Linked DNA regions of Mus musculus: region 1 is linked to region 2. A link is a loop called in an ENCODE intact Hi-C map of the cell type or tissue named here. Cell type or tissue: heart. All regions are shown on one strand. Each heading gives the region's core, and the rest is flanking DNA. Links, peaks and the distances in the headings are about the cores only. Region 1 overlaps Dnajb6 (DnaJ heat shock protein family (Hsp40) member B6). Region 2 holds the start of Gm42245 (a long non-coding RNA gene).

Region 1 (8,862 bases), core at 226-8,225, 60 kb before region 2:
TCTGACCCGAATGCTGTGTTGCTATGTTCCAGTATAGGCCACACCTTATAAACAGACTCCTGTTCTCCCATTATTTAAAAGAAAAAGACTAAGTAAAATTTCCCAGTCGCTACAAAGACTGTAAATAAAACTTGTACATGGGCTGGAGAGATGGCTCAGAGGTTGAGATAACTGACTGCTCTTCCAGAGGACCTGAGTTCAACCACATGGTGGCTCACAACCATTTATAATGAGATCTGGTGGCCTCTTCTGACATTCAGACATATATGCAGGCAGAACACTGTGTGTATAATAAATAATTTTTTTTAAAAACTGAAAAGACAAAAACAAAACTTGGGCATTTCATTTACAAAGAGGCTCTCAAACTAATTAGCAGACAACAAACCAAGTATGTATGCCACAGAGGTTTCCTAGACAGCAGGTCTACAACATGGATAGTTATTCTTGTATTTATAATACCCAAACTAAAAACAAAAGAATCATTAAGTCAGTATGGTGAATAATACTTTAATCCTAGCACTCAGGAGGCAGAGGAAGGGCAACCTCTGGGTTCTGGGCCAATCAGGACTACAGAGCTGTGTTTGTTTGTATTTCGAATGGCTGGGCTGGAGCTTACTAAAAAAGCACAGGTTCATCCCCAGCACCTGTGAACCCAGCAGATGCAAAGGGCAGGAGGATCAGATAGCTGAGTTTGAAGCCAGCCTAGGCGCGCATATCTTGACTTTCAGCTCTAAGCAGTTAAAACATACTGTAAGATAATTCACAAATTAGAGACAATCCACATCATCATGACAAATTCTCCACAGCTAATCTTAAACTAACCAAGCCTGTGTCTTTTCCAAAATCTTTAGAAGTATATCTACGTACACAATTTGGAGTGGGGGTACGAACATAGCATAGTTATGGAGGACACAGGGCAGTTCTCTCCTTCCACCTTTACTGTCTATGGACGTACTCAAGTCATCAGGCTTGCACAGCAAATGCTTTTTTTAACCAGCTAAGCCCCATTATATGCCCCGACCCAACCATGTCTTTATTTGCAAATGCTAAAGTTTTATTTAGTGGTCTATTTTTTGTTGTTTTTTAAAGGATACCAAGACAATACAAAAGGAGCCACTGTAATTTCTCCTTATTAACTGTTCTGGATTATTTGGAGACTTCAGTGGCAGCACTTCCTTAACATGTGCTAGGCTATGTGCTCCATCCCATGAATCACCAAGACACATCATTTCAGTTACAATGTTAAAATTCATTCATAATAGCAACTGAAAGTGATGGGATCCCAAGTTTGAAGCCAGTGGAGCTATTACATAATAAGAGCCTGTCTCAAGGAATGAAAACAGAACAGTGTGTATATGGCTGCGGACAAGAATGCAATCCTTGGTATTATCAAAAGTGGGTAAAGAAACTGCAGAATGTCCTCTGACCTCCAACAGCCAAAACACACACCTGCGTGTAATTTACTGAACAAAACTTTAGTATATATAGTACTGACTGCTCTTCCAGAGGATCCAAGGAGTTCCATTCCCAGCATATACAGGGGGACTCACAGCCATTCATAAGTACAGCCTCGGGGAATCAGACTCCCTCTTCTAGTGTCTGCCAACACCAGGCATGCACCCATACATTTTAAATATTTTAAGGAAGAACTTTGTGTGATCCTGTTTTCTGACACTGAAGTAACCAACATGCAAAGGACTGACAAAAATATCTAAGTGGTAGAAAGAAAAAAAGAAAAGAAAGAAAAAACAGAGTACAGAGAAGGTAACAAAAGGTCTAAACGAGGTAAACATATAACACTAATGAAATGTCCACATTTTATATTACAGAATGCTAAATTGAAAGCTTATGTTTCTGTGAGCTCCCTACCAATAAAAGCCCAGGAGCAAACTATGCACTGAACACAACTCAAACAGCAGGTAGAATATACTAATGACTCATGGCCCAAACACTCCATATTCCTATGCTTCCTTATCAACTCCCAAATACAAAAGCCAAAACAGAAAAGTGCAAAGGGGTGGAGGACTAAGTGTGGGGGCAGAATACACCATGGAAATTCCTAGCAACTAAAAACTGAGTGACTTTAAAACCAAATTACCAACACAACATAGGAATAAAATCTCAGCACTTGAGAACTAGGCCAACCTGGGCAATTCACTGGGATCTACCTCCTCACAAAACTGCTAAGCAGTTGCACATGTCACCTAAGCCTAGCCCTAAGGCAAAAGGACTGCTATAAATTCTCAGCTAGCCAAGGCCACAAGGTGAAACCAATTCTCAAGCAAAAACAAAAGAAAAATAGGGCTGGAGAGATGGCTCAGCAGTTAAAAGCACTGACTGCTCTTCCAGAGGTTCTAAGTTCAATACCCAGTAGCCACATGGCAGCTCACAACTGTCTAACTCCAGTTCCAGGGGATCTGACACCTTCATAGATATATATCCGGGCAAAATAACAATGAACATATAGCAAAATTAATTTTAAACAGAAAAAAGAAAAACAACACCCTAAGGAGACATACAGGGCAAGGACTAATTCCACTCCTCAGAGCTAAATTTAAAGTATTCCCTCATTGCATACAACTCCCATTTTTCAAATGGTTATCTTTTTACACTTCAAGAATGGAAAATGACTCCTTGGAATTAATAGAAATAAAACCACAGCCCAGCACCACACTGAGTCAGATTGACACTCGGGATAGACAGAACTAAAGGGTGTTGTGTATGTTAAACAAACTGTGTCACTTCCATCTTGTAAAGTGATTTTGTTTATAATTAGTCTACTGCATGAGGAACCTTGGAAACACAGTAATCAGAACTGTAACCTAGACTAGGTTACATGCTAGGACATCCGATGGCTCTGTTGGGAGGATGGGGAGGTACGTTCTGCTGTTCGAAGATGACAACTCAGTACTTAGTTCATCTCCTGTGCTAATTGCTCTTAAAAAACGTGAACCTGCTACTTCCCCTTCCAAAAGATAAATGCATTGGCACTGTTCCCATACCAGGAAGCTTAGGGTTCACTAAAGTACTCCTATTGAAGAACATCATGGATATGCCCACCAAGGATGTGGGGCTCACCTGTGAGTTGTCCACTGTCATCAACAGAATATAAAAGTGAGCCAGACGTGATGGACACCCCTTTAATCTTCACACAGGAGAAAGAGGCAAAGTCAGACTAATATGAGTTGAGGCCAGCTGGATCTACAAAGCAAGTTCCAGGCCAGGTGGGGTTACATGGAGTAACCCTGTCTCAAAAAATCAAATTTTGTACTGTGCAACCAAGCAAGGTACTTGTGTTCGTCACTTATGTGTGTGTGTGTGGGGGGGGGGGGGGGGAGCATGGAGGGGAAAAAAGTGTTACAGGAAAACCTTAGAAAGTAAATGAAAGCCTCACTGTACTGCTCAATGCAAAAAACAAGCCTAAGAACAAATGTCTTCAGGGGCTAGCTGCTTTTCCAGGGGGCCCAGGGTTCGATTCCCAGAACGTACATACATGGCAGCTCACAACAGGCTCCAGGGGATCTGACACCTTGACATGCAGACAAAATATCAATGCATAAAAAATAATTTTTTTAAAATGAGTATATATTAGCAATCTTGAATCAACCAGATATTGGGGGAGGGGGGGAGCAAAGTGGCCTCATCCTCCTCCTTCCTGGCCAGAACAAGCTTGAGAGCACAGTGAGTCTATAACTCAATATCACATCTACCATCTTTGTTTTAGAAAGAACAAGGAAGCTAATGAAAGTTGCAGGCAAGCTGTGGTCTAAAACCCATTGAAAATGTAACAACTGGAAACTGGTCTATAACGTGTTTCTACATACTTTTAAATCTTATCTACTTCTCTCTTTCAAATCCCACTGGGAAGAGAAATGGTACTTTGTCCTTAAAGCAATTAAGGACATGTGTGTGATCAAGCCTGAGATGCAGTCATCAATCCAATGCAAGATTAAGCCATCTGTTCTGACAGCACCACTGATCTCTGAAATTACATTTTTCCTAACTCCCAACTCTTCTCTCTAAACATCCCCAGCTTTCAAGACTTCCTACTTCTAAATGCACTACTAGCTTCTAAGCTGTATAGACTAGGATTTAAACCTAAGCAACTGCTAAGAAATCTTACTGAGCTGGAATCTCACCTCATCTTAAATGATCCTGGGCTTACTACCAGCTCCCTGAAATAATCAAGATCAAAAGGAATTATGGGCCAGGGATCATCGCTGGTCACAGGATGACGCTGTAACAGAGATGATATGAAGGCTCACTGAGGCCTCTTAGCAGCTGGGAACTGCCTATAGCACATCTGCCTCAGGCCAACAGGGACCCTGGCATACCTTTACCTTGGTTGCAGCACTCTGGGGGAAGTTTCTGTTGTCTAAATCACTTTGTTACAGTACTCTCAGTGCTACCTGGCTGGTGGTTCAGTCCTCCTACAAAGAGGACTGACCTGGGGCATCTGGACCCCTCCCCTCCTTGGTGTTCAAGTCAACTCTCGTAATCTGACCAAATACAACATGGTGGTGATAGAAGCAATTCTTTTTATTCTAGATAAACTTTAAATAAAATAAACCTTCTTATAAAACAGAGACCCAGGCCATTCCTTTTTGTTTATTGTTGAACAAGCAGCGCCTCGGGGTCCGGCCCACTGTGCTCCTCCTCGCTCAGCAGCTCCTCATACTCCTCGCTGAGCTCCTCCGCATCCCCGAGACTGGCTTCCTCCTCGCTGGAGACGAGGTCCAGGTCCTCACTGAGAAGTCCGCCCTGGCCCCAGCTACAGCCTTCACTTGACTCATCTTCACTAAGGTCCAGCTCCTCACTGGATATCACATCCAAAACCTCACTGTGCTCGTCACTCAGGGCGTCTTCTACTGACTCCTCAAAACAGGGCTGGTCTAGTTCTTCACTAGGTTCCAAGTCCTCACTGGCCACTTCCTCGAATCCTGGAGAGTAAAATGACTGACTCACTACATTAAATTCATGGCTCAGAAGAAGTACCCTCCACACAATCACCCTCCCCCACAAGGCTTGTTCCAAGGCTCTCCATACCATAGGCCAGTGGGCTACCAAGTCCTTCCCCGGATTCACAAGTCTTTGTGAAGAAAGAGCAAACTAGGTGATAAAGGGAAAGGAAAGACCCTCTGCCAACAGCAATGTCAAAGGCAATGTGGTCATTCCTGAGCATAAGGACAAAGTGAACCCACACAGTTCTCTAAGAGATACTTCCTGTCATAACTAGTAGAACCAAAAACCCTACTACTGCCAAGTACTTGTCAGTCTTAAATTATCAGGTTTACAGAACCAGGACAAAAGTAATCATGTCCTGAGTTAGTAAAGCACACCCAGTAAAGAGATGAATCGAATATGAATTAATAATGCACACCCTGTCTTCAATCAACATTCCAACAAAGGTTCAGTTATGGGTAAGATCATATTCTGGGAAATGTAAAGGTTAGCTAACCTCAGCATTCCATATACACCCCCTTCACTACTAAGCTCCTTGTGGGAACTGCCAATATTCTGGCCTTCCTGGAAAAGTTTTCAGTCACAGGGAACAGTGTTTCAAGATTTCTGCAGGATTCCAGAGCATCTCCCTTCTCATGGTCTCTAGGAAGCCCACCCCATCACCAAGGGAAGAGACCTGAAATTTTTTTAGCACAGTGTAGCTCAACAATACCTCACAACAGGACATGAGGACATTATGCGATCCCAGCACTTGAAATGCTAGCCAGAAATACAGGGACGGCATGGATTACATTTTAAAAACAAAAATCTTAAAAATGACTTTTTGAGAGATAGAGAAGGGATAGGGACTGGGTCTATAAAACCCAGAAAAGACTCTGTCTCAACCTCCCAAGTAGCTGTGATTGTTGGCACAATAATTATACTGCATCCAGCATATTTGTAAGAGTAAGCGCCTCTGAAAAACAAAAACACTCCCCCTCCCCCCGCAAAAAAAAAAAAAAAACAAAACAAAACAAAAAACGGAATATAAAAGCTGGCTGCATGAAAACTTAAAAACTGAAAAGTAACTGGGTAACTGGCTACAATCAAGAGACATTGTGACTGGGTTTACAAGGGCTCTGGATACTGCTGACTATACACTAAGTTCCCCAGCCCTGCACAAAAGACCCAGTCTACACTCCACATACCACCAGTAGGCTGCACGGTCACCTCATACACGTAGTAGCCATGGAGCAACTTCTTTTCCTGTGCGAAAATCCTTACTGCCTGAAAATGGAAGTCCCCTAGAAGACCTATAAGAATGGATTAAAGAATTATCACTGCCACACTTATGTTGGCAAAGCAAGGAAGGAGTGCCTACCTGAGCCATCCCTGGGGTGAAGCAGGCTTAGCAAGCCTACTACATTTTTTCTTGCACTACTGATACAAACAGGCACATCTAATCAAACGCTCCATAGAAAGAACTGTCTAGACTAGAGTGACAGATTCTTTTTCTCAAGGAGAACAAGCACTTGAGTATTAATTCCCTAAAAAGGAACACAGGCCTCTTTTCTGTGACAGTGCTAGGGACAGAAAGAATCCAGGGTTTGTACATAACAGGCAAGCATCTGACCAAGATCCACAGCCCTTAATTTTTGTTTGTCTTCTAGACAGGATCTCAGAGTAGCTCAGGCTAGTCTCAAAATACCTGGCATCTATCTACCTTGCACCCCAAGTGAGTTTTGGAGTTGTTAGTTTTTGTTGTTTTGTGATTCACTATGTATCCTTAACTCACCTCAAACTCATGATCCTTCTGTCCCAAGCTCCCAAGTTCTAGATTACAAAGATGTGCACAATACAGGTTTCAATTTTTTTTTTAATTAAGCAAGATAATGCAGTGTTACCTGAACTCCTCAAAGACAGAAAAGTCGGCCTACTTTATCTTATTAACTCCCAAACTGGAGAACACAAGTCTTTCACTCAGCTATCAACCCACAGCTAAGACATGAGAACAGATCCCATTTAACACTGCTGTCCCATGACAAACCAAAGTGTAAATTACTAAACACTAATTTCTAAAGAAAAAAAAATACATAGAAGCAATTGTATTGCTTTATTTTGGTTATTCCTAGGTGGGGTAGGCTACCTTGATGCTCGGAGCCGGTACTTCAGCTAAGCATGATCGATCACGTTTAGCTGTATCTTAGTTTCCTTAAAGAGTTACTGAGAATACAACACATTTTCATCTTCTCTTACTACAAATTACTTTTGCTCATCTTAAATATGTAGAAGCCATTGGAAGAGATCTTTATTTTTTTTTTCACATTTATTAGTGTGTTCCTGTACAAATAAATACTCAACCATAGAATTCAGGACTTCAAGTTTGGTGACAGGTACCTTTACCTGCTGAGCCATATTTAGACAAGACTACTGCTGCTGTTCTTGTCTACTCCTGATGTCTACTGAGATTGTAAATGCTCTACAATCCTGTCACTGGCCTTACTCTTACTCATCTGTTTATAGGAAGCTTTCTGTAGGTTTCTGCAAACATTAAACAAGCTGGTCCATCCCAACCCTCTCTCACAATAACCTTTCTCCTATTTAATTTCAGCTATGAGTGAGCATGCTCTGACACATTCACTGCTTTCCTTCCCTCAGGAAGATCAGACAAAAGTAAAATACCTCTCTCTAGCCGGGCGTGGTGGCGCTCTCTCTCCTTTAGTCTCAGCACTCAGGAGGCAGAGGCAGGATTTCTGAGTTTGAAGCCAGCCTGGTCAACAGAGTGAGTTCAAGGGCTATACAGAGAAACCCTGTCTCAAAAAAAAAAAAAAAAAAACAAAACAAATAAAACAAAAACTCTCTCTCTAAAAGGCAGGTTAAAGGAAATCAGTCTCTGCCTCTCCCTCCCCTCCACACACACGCCCATTGAGGTCAACTTCGTATCACAACACCTACCAGATCCAGGGTGACTTGTTCCTCTTCACACCCATGCCATGCCATGCAGGGATCCCACCTGTCTCCCTTTGCTATCACTGGTAGACACAACTGTCTTTTTCCTCCTGGGGGTTTGCTGGTGATGTTCAATCTCTTCAGCCACACAGGATGTTTCCCTCTCAGTGCACCAGGACAAAAGAAAGGCAGCAATAACACATTCAATGCTGACCTCCCATGTCCAGTGCTCACCAATGGTCAGCCATAAGGAAGATCTCTAGTAACTAAGTGACAGCTGACAAGGACATGGAAACGTTTGCACCTATGCACAAGATCCCTAAGAGTCCAGGGTCAGGCATCAGAATAAAGGCAAGAGATAGGAGAATCTACTTTCCCAAATTCCAACAGCTGCTATCAGAATGCCATCTGCCTTGTTCTAGATGCATCCTTTCTTCACACGCTAAAGTGGACTACAATAACAGTTAGAAAAGGTGTGTTTATGGAACTCATGTGTGTGTTCTGGACCAGCATCTATGATATTTAGTGCGTTTCGCAAACTCACTAATAAACTAGCTTGTAGAGTGGAAGTAGGTGAATACTAAAGATGTCAGTATATCCAAGATCCTGGTTTCAAATCCTGAGTATCAAAAGCAAGAAATAAATGTTTAAGATCAGATTTCCAACATCTTATCCTGTCCCAACCATGAATTCACCAGAGAGCAAAAACAAATTAACTAGGATAGAATAATACACATGGAAGAGGGAAATAATGCCCTAAAATCTTTATTGCTGAAGTCACCAATCAAAAAACTCTGAAAAGGTTGGCAGGAAATGCCTGACGACTCCACTAGTCCAAAAAGACAAGAGTTCAGTAACACAACAAAATGTTAAATGCAAACATTTAACATGGTACCATCAGCCCTCACTAGGCCAGACCAAAGGACGGACCAGGCAGGTACTTACCAAAGAAGTCAAATGAAAATGGGTCCC
Region 2 (8,862 bases), core at 506-8,505:
TGGACTGGTCAGCTGTGCTGTAGAGCCCTGTGAACCCACAACAGGACATACATATACATATCCTTATCACTATCATGCCTGAACACACACACACACTTATATCCCCACACTCATGCCTGTGCATACCTGCCCATTCACATGTAAGAAATATCAAGTATAAAAACATGAAAACCTTGGAGTACCTTTGCAGGTCTGGGCCAGGATATACTGAAAAGTCACTCAAGGCAGCAGATCTCACAGGAGAGATTTATTGAGGGTAGTCTGTATGCAAAGGATGCCTCTGGATGAGGGTGTGTGTGTGTGGGGGGGGGGGCAGAAACAGAGAGACCAAGACTTGAGAGACAGAGAGACCAGGAAACAGAGAGCAGGCTGTGGTGGCCAGACCCTTTTAAAAGGGTCTATCTCATGCATATACAGAGAATATGAAACTCCTGATGATAGTGGAGATGTGTTGCATTTGGTTTTGGCTGCTTCCACTGAGCTGCTAATGGTGGGCAGGGGCCAGGGGAGCATCTGGTTTCTAATAGTACGTGCCTAGACATCCTCTTGTATCTCTTGGCTCTGACTTGCTGCACTGGGTATCTCTCTACACCCATGTGGCACATCTTTCTACTAAAGACACTGTTTTCATTTCCCCAAAAGCCTCAGCTGCTCTCTCCTTTCTCTCTATTGGGTAAATGTCACCCCAGAACTGTTGGGATTATAGGCATGAGACACTGTACCAGGCAGTAAAATTACAGTCTTAACTTTTCCCCTAAGCTCCTCTATGACCTGTCCTCTCTGACTGACGCACTGCACTGGTGCAGTACTGCAGGGTCCTCAAGACTCATCTCTGTATAAATCAATATAGTAAAGGGGAAGGATTATTTATTAATTTATTTAGAGACAGGGTTTTTCTGTGTGTCCCAGGCTATCCTTGAACTTAGAGATTCACCTGCTTCTGCTGCCTGAGTGCTGGGATTAAAGGTATGACCCACCACTCCCTGGGTAAGGGGGAGTGTTTTATTGTAGATATGAAAAAGAGCACAGTTGGAGGCGTCTGGAAGAATCCAGAATAGAGGAAGAGATTAGTAGACTGGGGGCTGGAGAGGTGGGTCAGTGGCTAAGAGCACTGACTGCTCTTCTAAAGGTCCTAAGTTCAATTCCCAGCAGTCACATGAAATGGGCACACAACCATCTATAATGGGATCTGATGCCCTCTCCTGTTATAGCTGAAGACAGTGGTAATGTACTGTGAAAAGGGCCAGGGTACTAGTGTGGATTTTGAAATGTATAACAGGTACTTATGATATTGAGGAGCCTGGAGACCATCATAAGTTTTGAAATGCCAAAGGCAACATGAGTAGCCCTGTGTACCTTCAGCCAGAGGTAAGGGAAATGACTCCTTTCAGTGGAGAACAGCTTCACAATTTCTGAGGAGCGCTGGCTTTTTTTTTTTTTTAAAGATTTATTTATTTTATTTGTATGAGTACACTGTCCCTGTCTTCAGACACATACCAGAAGAGAAGAGGGCATCAGATCCCATTACAGATGATTGTGAGCTGAAAGACTCCTAGAGGAGCCCCTCGCTCAGGTCTCGGGACAATAGTGGACACCTAAGAACTCACGAGAGACCAAGCTTGATGCAAACCACATGAGGCTTTATTTGGGGAAAGCCAGAGCTCTGGGGACGACTCATATCCCACGCAGGGGTAGAGGAGTCGACCTCGAGGGGAAAGGGGTCTCAGTTTTTATAGGCCCTCGGGGGGAAGGGGGGGGAGGAGAAGGGAGAGTAGGGGATTTCCAGATCTAAACAATGTCTATTCTCAAGAAATGGGTATGGGAGGGGTACAAGGAAAGAGTCTGGTGCAGGTGTAGCAACTCAGGATTGGCCCGGATGTGGTTGCTGGGGAGATTTTCTGACTCTTTCCCAGAAACCAGTATTGTGAGGTGCAGCAGTGGGCACACACCTGGGTTCAAGGAACTGTCAAAACATTGGCAGACACACAGGTTCAAGGAGTGACCAGAGCATTGTGCACCTCTATGTTTCTAAATCAATGAAGCTAGTTCTGCTAACAGTGGAATCTATTTTGCCAATTTCAGGGCTTCTGTGACCTTTTACATTCTGTCAGGATCTTTCAGAGCCACCATGTGGTTGCTGGACTTGAACTCAGGACCTCTGGAAGAGCAGTCAGTGTTCTTAACCACAGAGCCATCTCTCCAGCACGGAATGCTGGCTTTTATCTAACTGCCAGAAATCCTCCTATAGCCTAGGTTGAGCCCATTTCTGGATGTTTGGATTGTCTTTTGGGGCTTGGGGAATTAGAGTTTCCTTTGGACGCAACCATCTGCATGCAGCCTGTTCAGAATGTCCTTCCTCAGCAAGGCTAGGAGACCTGGGAGTCTGTCTTTATATCATTTTGCTGTTATTTTTCTGGGATGTAACCTCTGAACTGAGAGGGGCAGAACTGACCATATGTTGAGGTCATATGCCAGTCACCAGGAGGGCAGTCCTGAGGATTGTGAAACCTCATAGTGACTTAGCTCAGAGTAGGAGGTCAAGGCCCTGGCTCCCCAGGGGTCATGGTAGTTACACCCCCTCTATTCCTTCACCCAGCTCTGTCCCTGTTATATGAGGTGGTGTCTTCTCTCTCCCCACGCTCCTGGGCATCTGGCAGTGGCACCTGTCCAGCCTTTCTCTGGTCATAGGTATTGCAGGTGAGCCATATAGCTTGTGCACCCACCTGGGAACATGGGTCTTTCTCTAAGACTGTTGATGCTGAATGCAGTGTGCTGTGTGGCTGTTTTCAGATACTGACTGACAGATAAAGAAATAACTAGGACAGCAGCCCTTTCAAGGCAAGTAGTCAGATCTGAACTCCAAGGCCACTCAACCAGCTGTTCCTGAGACCTGCTTCCCAGCACAGTCAGGCAGACCTGTCTGCTCTACCCACCTATGACTCATTCCCACCACACTCCTCTACCTTTCACACTTACATTGCATTAATTCCTCCCATCCACTTCCTCCAGGACAAGCTGGGACTGGGCAGCAGCCTCCGCCCAGTGATACCCTTAAGAAACATCCTCCAAACAACCCTGAGAAAGTCCTGACGATGTTCCTACAGATTGTGAGCTCTCTGGGTCCTCCTCTGCTCTCAGCTAGGCTCCTAGTCACTCAGTCATTTACATGATAGCCAGAACAAACCAACTCTGCCATTTCAGAGACAGAGGCCTTTCCAGGGGAAAGGTAAGTTCTGAGTGTTTTCAGGAAAGCAGGTCTGGGCAGGGCACCCAGGCAGGAGCCCTGAGGTTTTCTAGGGCACTACCTTAAGGTACTGGTGCCCACAGGCACACAGCCTTCCACAGGAAATCCCTGCTCCCTGGATGGACTCAGTCCTGCCTGACAACTGCTCAGTTCAGGGTTTGAACCAGTGAGCAGGGATAATTTGTTCATTTTTTATGCTGAGGCTATTAGATGGCAGCTATGGGCAAGCAGGACTATCTCTTACTTCCCTGTATCCTCCTTCCTGCATCTTGTGTCCTGTGTTCTTCATCTCCCATGCAACACCTCTGTCCTTCATCCTGCATCTTCTGCTCTGTGTTCATCTTCCATCTTGCAACCTGCCTCCTGTGTCCTGTTCCATCTACCCTGCATCTTGCATCTCGTATCCTGCATTCTCCTTTCATACTATGTCTTCTATTCTCCATCATGGATCCTGTATCCTTTATCCTCCATGCTGCATCTTTTTTTTAAAGATTTATTTATTTATTTATTATATATAAGTTACACTGTAGCTGTCTTCAGACACTCCAGGAGATGGAGTCAGATATTGTTACAGATGGTTGTGAGCCACCATGTGGTTGCTGGGAATTGAACTCAGGACCTTTGGAAGAGCAGTCGGTGCTCTTAACCGCTGAGCCATTACTTCAGCCCCTCCATGCTGCATCTTGCTTCCTCCATTTTCCTTCCCATATCCCAAGACCTCCGTTCTCCCTCCTGCAATAAAAGCACCTGGGGCATTTTGAGGCTGGCACATTCTTTCTTATCCATGCTGTGGGACTTGCCCTGTCCCAGTATACACCCTTCACTAGCTGAGTGAAGGACCTTGGCTGCTTAGAGTTCTTTGGTCCTCCCTGTATGAGAACATTCACGGATTGGGCAGCTCCATGCCACATGGCCAGGGTGGGGCTGGCAGCTGAGCTAGCATTGTGTGGTGCTGTGGAAGCAGTTCCCATTTCTTTGAATTCCTTGAAGGTAGGAGTAGCCTGGCCAGCTACTCAGCTCTGCTCATCTGTCTACACTGAGCTCAATGGTCCCTGCCTTATGGGGCGTGGCTCCTTGAGTCATTCCTGCTCCACCCAGAGCTTGGCGTGTGACCTCCGTGCCCTGGAATGTGTGGCTCCTGATGTACTTTGCACCTCTCATCTTTCCCAGCCTGCACTGTAAATGGACACCTGATCCTGGAAGCTCTACCCTTCTCCCAGTCCTTCAATAGCTCTTTGGATTACCTGAATAATTCCCAAAAGCCTTTGCAAGGCCACTTTCCCTTCCATCTTCCTCTTTTTTACATGGTCAGTCCTACGTAGTGAAAATTTTGGTTTCTTTAAAAAACTCAGTTATGGGGGTTGGAGAGATGGCTCAGTGGTTAAGAGCACTAACTACTCTTCCGGAGGTTCTGAGTTCAATTCCCAGCAACTACATGGTGGCTTACAACCATCTGTAATGGGATCTGATGCCCTCTTTTGGTGTGTGTCTGAAGACAGCTGCAGTGTACTCATATAAATAAAAATAAATAAATCTTTAAAAACCCAGTTATGTTATGTGAATATATATTTGTTTTATTATTTATTTATTTATTTATTTATTTATTTATTTGCTTTTCGAGACAGGGTTTCTCTGTGTAGCCCTGGCTGTCCTGGAACTCACTCTGTAGACCAGGCTGGCCTCAAACTCAGAAATCTGCCTGCCTCTGCCTCCTGAGTGCTTGGGATTAAAGGCGTGCGCCACCATGCCTGGCTGTATTTTTTTTTTTAAAGATTTATTTATTATTGTATGTAAGTACACTGTAGCTGTCTTCAGACACACCAGAAGAGGGAGTCAGATCTCATTACGGATGGTTGTGAGCCACCATGTGGTTGCTGGGATTTGAACTCTGGATCTTCTGAAGAGCAGTCGGGTGCTCTTACCCACTGAGCCATCTCACCAGCCCCCTGTATTTTTGTTTTAATCCCAGGTGTGGGATGAGCGGCTGCTTTACAGCAAGTGATTATGATTTGCCTCATGCACTAGCAGAGGTGTGTTTTTTGCCAGGTGCTGATAGTTTAATTCTGGGGACTCTGGAGAGGGAACAAATGCCAGAGCCCAGAGAGGGGTAGGGAGGCTACTGATGTGGTTTCTGCTGCTCCTGGTTGTTGCTCTTGTGGTTTGACAAGAAGTTGGAGATACCCTGACAACAAAGATTGGACTTGCCCCACTGGGTGTGGTGGCGCACGCCTTCAATCTCAAGCACTCGGGAGGCAGAGGCAGGCGGATTTCTGAGTTCGAGGCCAGCCTGGTCTACAGAGTGAGTTCCAGGACAGCCAGGGCTACACAGAGAAACCCTGTCTCGAAAAGCAAAAAACAAACAAACAAACAAACAAACAAAAAAGATTGGACTTGCGCCAAGGAACTCATTGTCCCTAACTAGCAGGAAGTAGTCTTAAGCAGTCTATGCCACTTTTCTCCTCTAACCTTCCTTCTTTCCTACCCAGTGTTGGAGGCTTGGAAGGGATTAGGGTAGAATAAGTTAGAAGTATAAGAACCCAATAAAATAGTAATCTCCTCCCTTGGGTGCCCACCTAGACTGACATCCAGCTGTACTTGACTTCCCTGATGGAATCCAAAACCTGTGAAGAGGCTCAGCCCTAGAATATATCCTCCTACAGGATTTAGTCTTAGTATGACACACAAATTCGGAAATAACATAGGTTCCTCAGGTTGGTCGAAGCTTATATACAGATAGCCAATGTAAACAGTTGGTACATAACATATACCATTATATGCCTGTATGGCCAATGTAAACAGCTGGTGCTTAGCATATGCCATCTATATGTTTGTAGTGTCTGTGGTTGTTGACCCTGGTAGGATGTGAAAGCTAAACAACCAACACCTTTGTGGGTTTCACAGCAAGCTCTGTGCCTGATGGGATCCCAAGCTGGTGAAAAAGGTTTGTCTTAAAAGGAAAGCAGACAGCCTGAGAGGGGTGCCACATACAGGTTAACAAGTGAAACACTACATTCAAGGGGTCAAAGGAAATGTAGTTTATATTCAGCCCACATGGGGTGTGTTTTGTACTGTAGAGTCTTCCCTATCTATCTGAAGTTTGAGCCTGGGCAAGAGGCCAAATTCCCAGTGCTACCTTTGGTAGCTTCCAAGGACATGAGAGGTTGTAGCAGCAAGGTTGATTGGAATAATAAGCTGTGAGGCACTGGGTTGGGGTTGTGGAATCTCCTCCCTCCTGTTCTACCACCTCTAATAGAAGACAGGTGAGGAGCCTCAGGAAGGAAGGAAGTGCAAGGGCTCCAAGATGGAGACATAAGGAAGTCCAAGAAAGCCAAACCCAAGGTGTTTGAGAAGAGTTGGCGTGAAGAAGCAGAGCAAAACAAGATGAACAGGTTCAGAGCCAGGGCAGCTCAGCACTATTGAACAGGTTCCAAATGTCCTGGTTCCCTTTTCCTCAGAACCCTGTGGTGTGGCACTGCCCTGGAGACCAAGACAGCCAGGAACTTTGCCGGAAGCTCTGCCAGGACACAGCTGTCTTGTTCTTCTTGCCTGCAACCAAGGTGAAGAAATGCAAGGTGGGGCTGCTGCTGGCCTTCCCTTCTCCCTCTGGCCTCTCTATTTCCTCCTACCCCTGGGGGCAAGTATGGTGAATTCTCTCTCTCTCTCTCTCTCTCTCTCTCTCTCTCCATAGTCTCTCTATGTAACTTTAGCTGGCTCCTAAAGCCACCATGTCTGTTTGTTTGTTTGTTTGTTTGTTTTTAGAGACAGGGTTTCTCCCTGGCTGTCCTGGAACTCACTTTGTAGACCAGGCTGGCCTCGAACTAAAAAACCCGCCTGCCTCTGACTCCCGAGTGCTGGGATTAAAGGTGTGCACCACCAACGCCTGGCTTCACCTTGCCTGTCTTATCTCTGGTAGACCAAGCTAGTCTTGAACTCATAGAGATCTGCCTGCCTCTGTTTCCCAGACACTGGGATGTTGGACGATGTCCATCCCACCGCAGGGCATGGCCACTTGGGGAGGGGAGTTTGACTGTGCTTATCCCATGCTGTTGTCACAAGGGTGGGTGCCAGGCTGTAGGGAAGCTCTGAGACATCACTTTGAAGGTGGGAAAGTGCAGTCTAAGATACAGGAAAGCCGGAGCTGATTCGGGGGTTCGATGAGACCAGGGCCATGGGGTTCTCAGACTCTTGGACATCCAGGTGCCTCTGGGAGTTCTGGAAGAGCTGAGAACAGAGTCATGGGCCCTTGGGCTGGGGATAGAGTCTAGTCTAGGGCAGGGGGAAATGGGAGTTCCTGCTTGTCCCAGTGGTGATTGTCCTTAGTTGTTGGTGATGGTTGTGACTGGTAGTGCAGAGAGCCTTCTACAGGTTGTTCTGTAGTCAAATGCCTTCTCCGTGGCTCCCTACAGCGGATCTTGATGAAAGACACAGTCCATGGTTCTAAACAGGTTATTGGTTGTTCATGTGGAAAACAGGTGCATAATTTATACTCATTTCTCCGGGTGGACCTGAGATTAAATACGTTTTGCAAGGAGGAATGTCTGGGAAGGGAAGCTTATTGGCTAAACCCTCTGGACTGCTAGGTACATCTTTAGCACGGAGAACTCTGTTTTGGAGGACATGTTTCCAGGCTAGAGTGTCAGGGAGTGAGGACTTGCCTAAGTCTCAGGTGTGTGCCCACTGAGTCTCTGGGTCTCAACCTGGCACGGTTTTTATGTCCTATACCGGTATTAAAGGTGTGTGCCACCACCTTGTGGTTGTCTCTGTTCTTTCTTTTTTTTTTTTTCAATTGTTTGGGGGGGGGGGTTAGAATTATTTATTTATTTTATGTACATGAGTAACACCGTAGCTGTCTTCAGACATACCAGAAGAGGGCATTGGATCCCATTACAGATGGTTGAGAGCAACCATGTGGTTGTTGGGTATTGAACTCAGGACCTCTGGAAGTACAAGTTAGTGTTCTTAACCACTGAGCCATCTCTCCAGTCTCTGTCTCTGGTTCTTGAGAGGGCTGTTTGAGTTGTTTCTGGACCCTTGCTTCACTGAGGGCCCAGTTGGGTAAGGTGGTCTTCCCACTTAGCATGGATTACAGCCTCAATCCTAGGGCTGGTATTACTCACCTTTCATCTTTTAAATAGTATTTTGGGCAGACAAGGTGAGTCAGGGAGAAAAGACATTAGCTGTCAGGTTTGATAACCTGAGTTTGATCTCTGGGACCTGTATAAACTGATGGCATGACCACTCCTTGGTGTGGTTAAGGAGAAGTTTTGTTTGTTTCTGTTTTCTCTCTTTCTCTCTCCCTCTCCCTCCCTCTCCCTTTCCCCATACGCCCCTTTTCTCTCTCTGTCTCTGTGTCTCTGTCTCTCTCTCTCTGTCTGTCTCTCTCTCTCTGTGTGTGTCTGTGTGCTGTGTGCACAGAGCCCATGGAGAAGAGGGCATCAGACACCTGAAACTGGAGCAATGGGTGGTTGTGAGCTACTCTGTGGGTTCTGGGAACTGAACCTGGGTCCTCTGCCAGATCAGCAGCCAGTGCTCTCAACAGCTGAGCCATCTCTCCAGCCCTAAGGGGAAAGTTTTTATTGTAGATATGTGAGAGAAAACAGCCAAAGAAATCTGAGAGT

Evidence for each region. Peaks named below come from ENCODE experiments on the same cell type or tissue, not always from the same donor. Only the 100,000 strongest peaks of a DNase experiment are listed, where the experiment ranks them.
Region 1: it touches region 2 in a loop (8-fold over the local background); 15 of 42 quality-filtered maps call a loop at or near these places.

What each region holds. Positions count from the first base shown.
Region 1 is chr5:29,753,626-29,762,487 of GRCm38, reverse strand. Dnajb6 (DnaJ heat shock protein family (Hsp40) member B6) reads right to left here. Exons shown (of 8, transcript NM_011847.4): 5 at 8,836-8,862. Among named protein-coding and RNA genes, the nearest start is that of Gm5129, 22 kb to the right of the region's middle. In heart, for the core only: no CTCF peak of the experiment used is centred there; no DNase peak of the experiment used is centred there.
Region 2 is chr5:29,694,082-29,702,943 of GRCm38, reverse strand. It overlaps Gm42245 (a long non-coding RNA gene), which reads left to right and starts at 3,083. Exons shown (of 3, transcript XR_880916.3): 1 at 3,083-3,226; 2 at 6,700-6,816. In heart, for the core only: no CTCF peak of the experiment used is centred there; no DNase peak of the experiment used is centred there.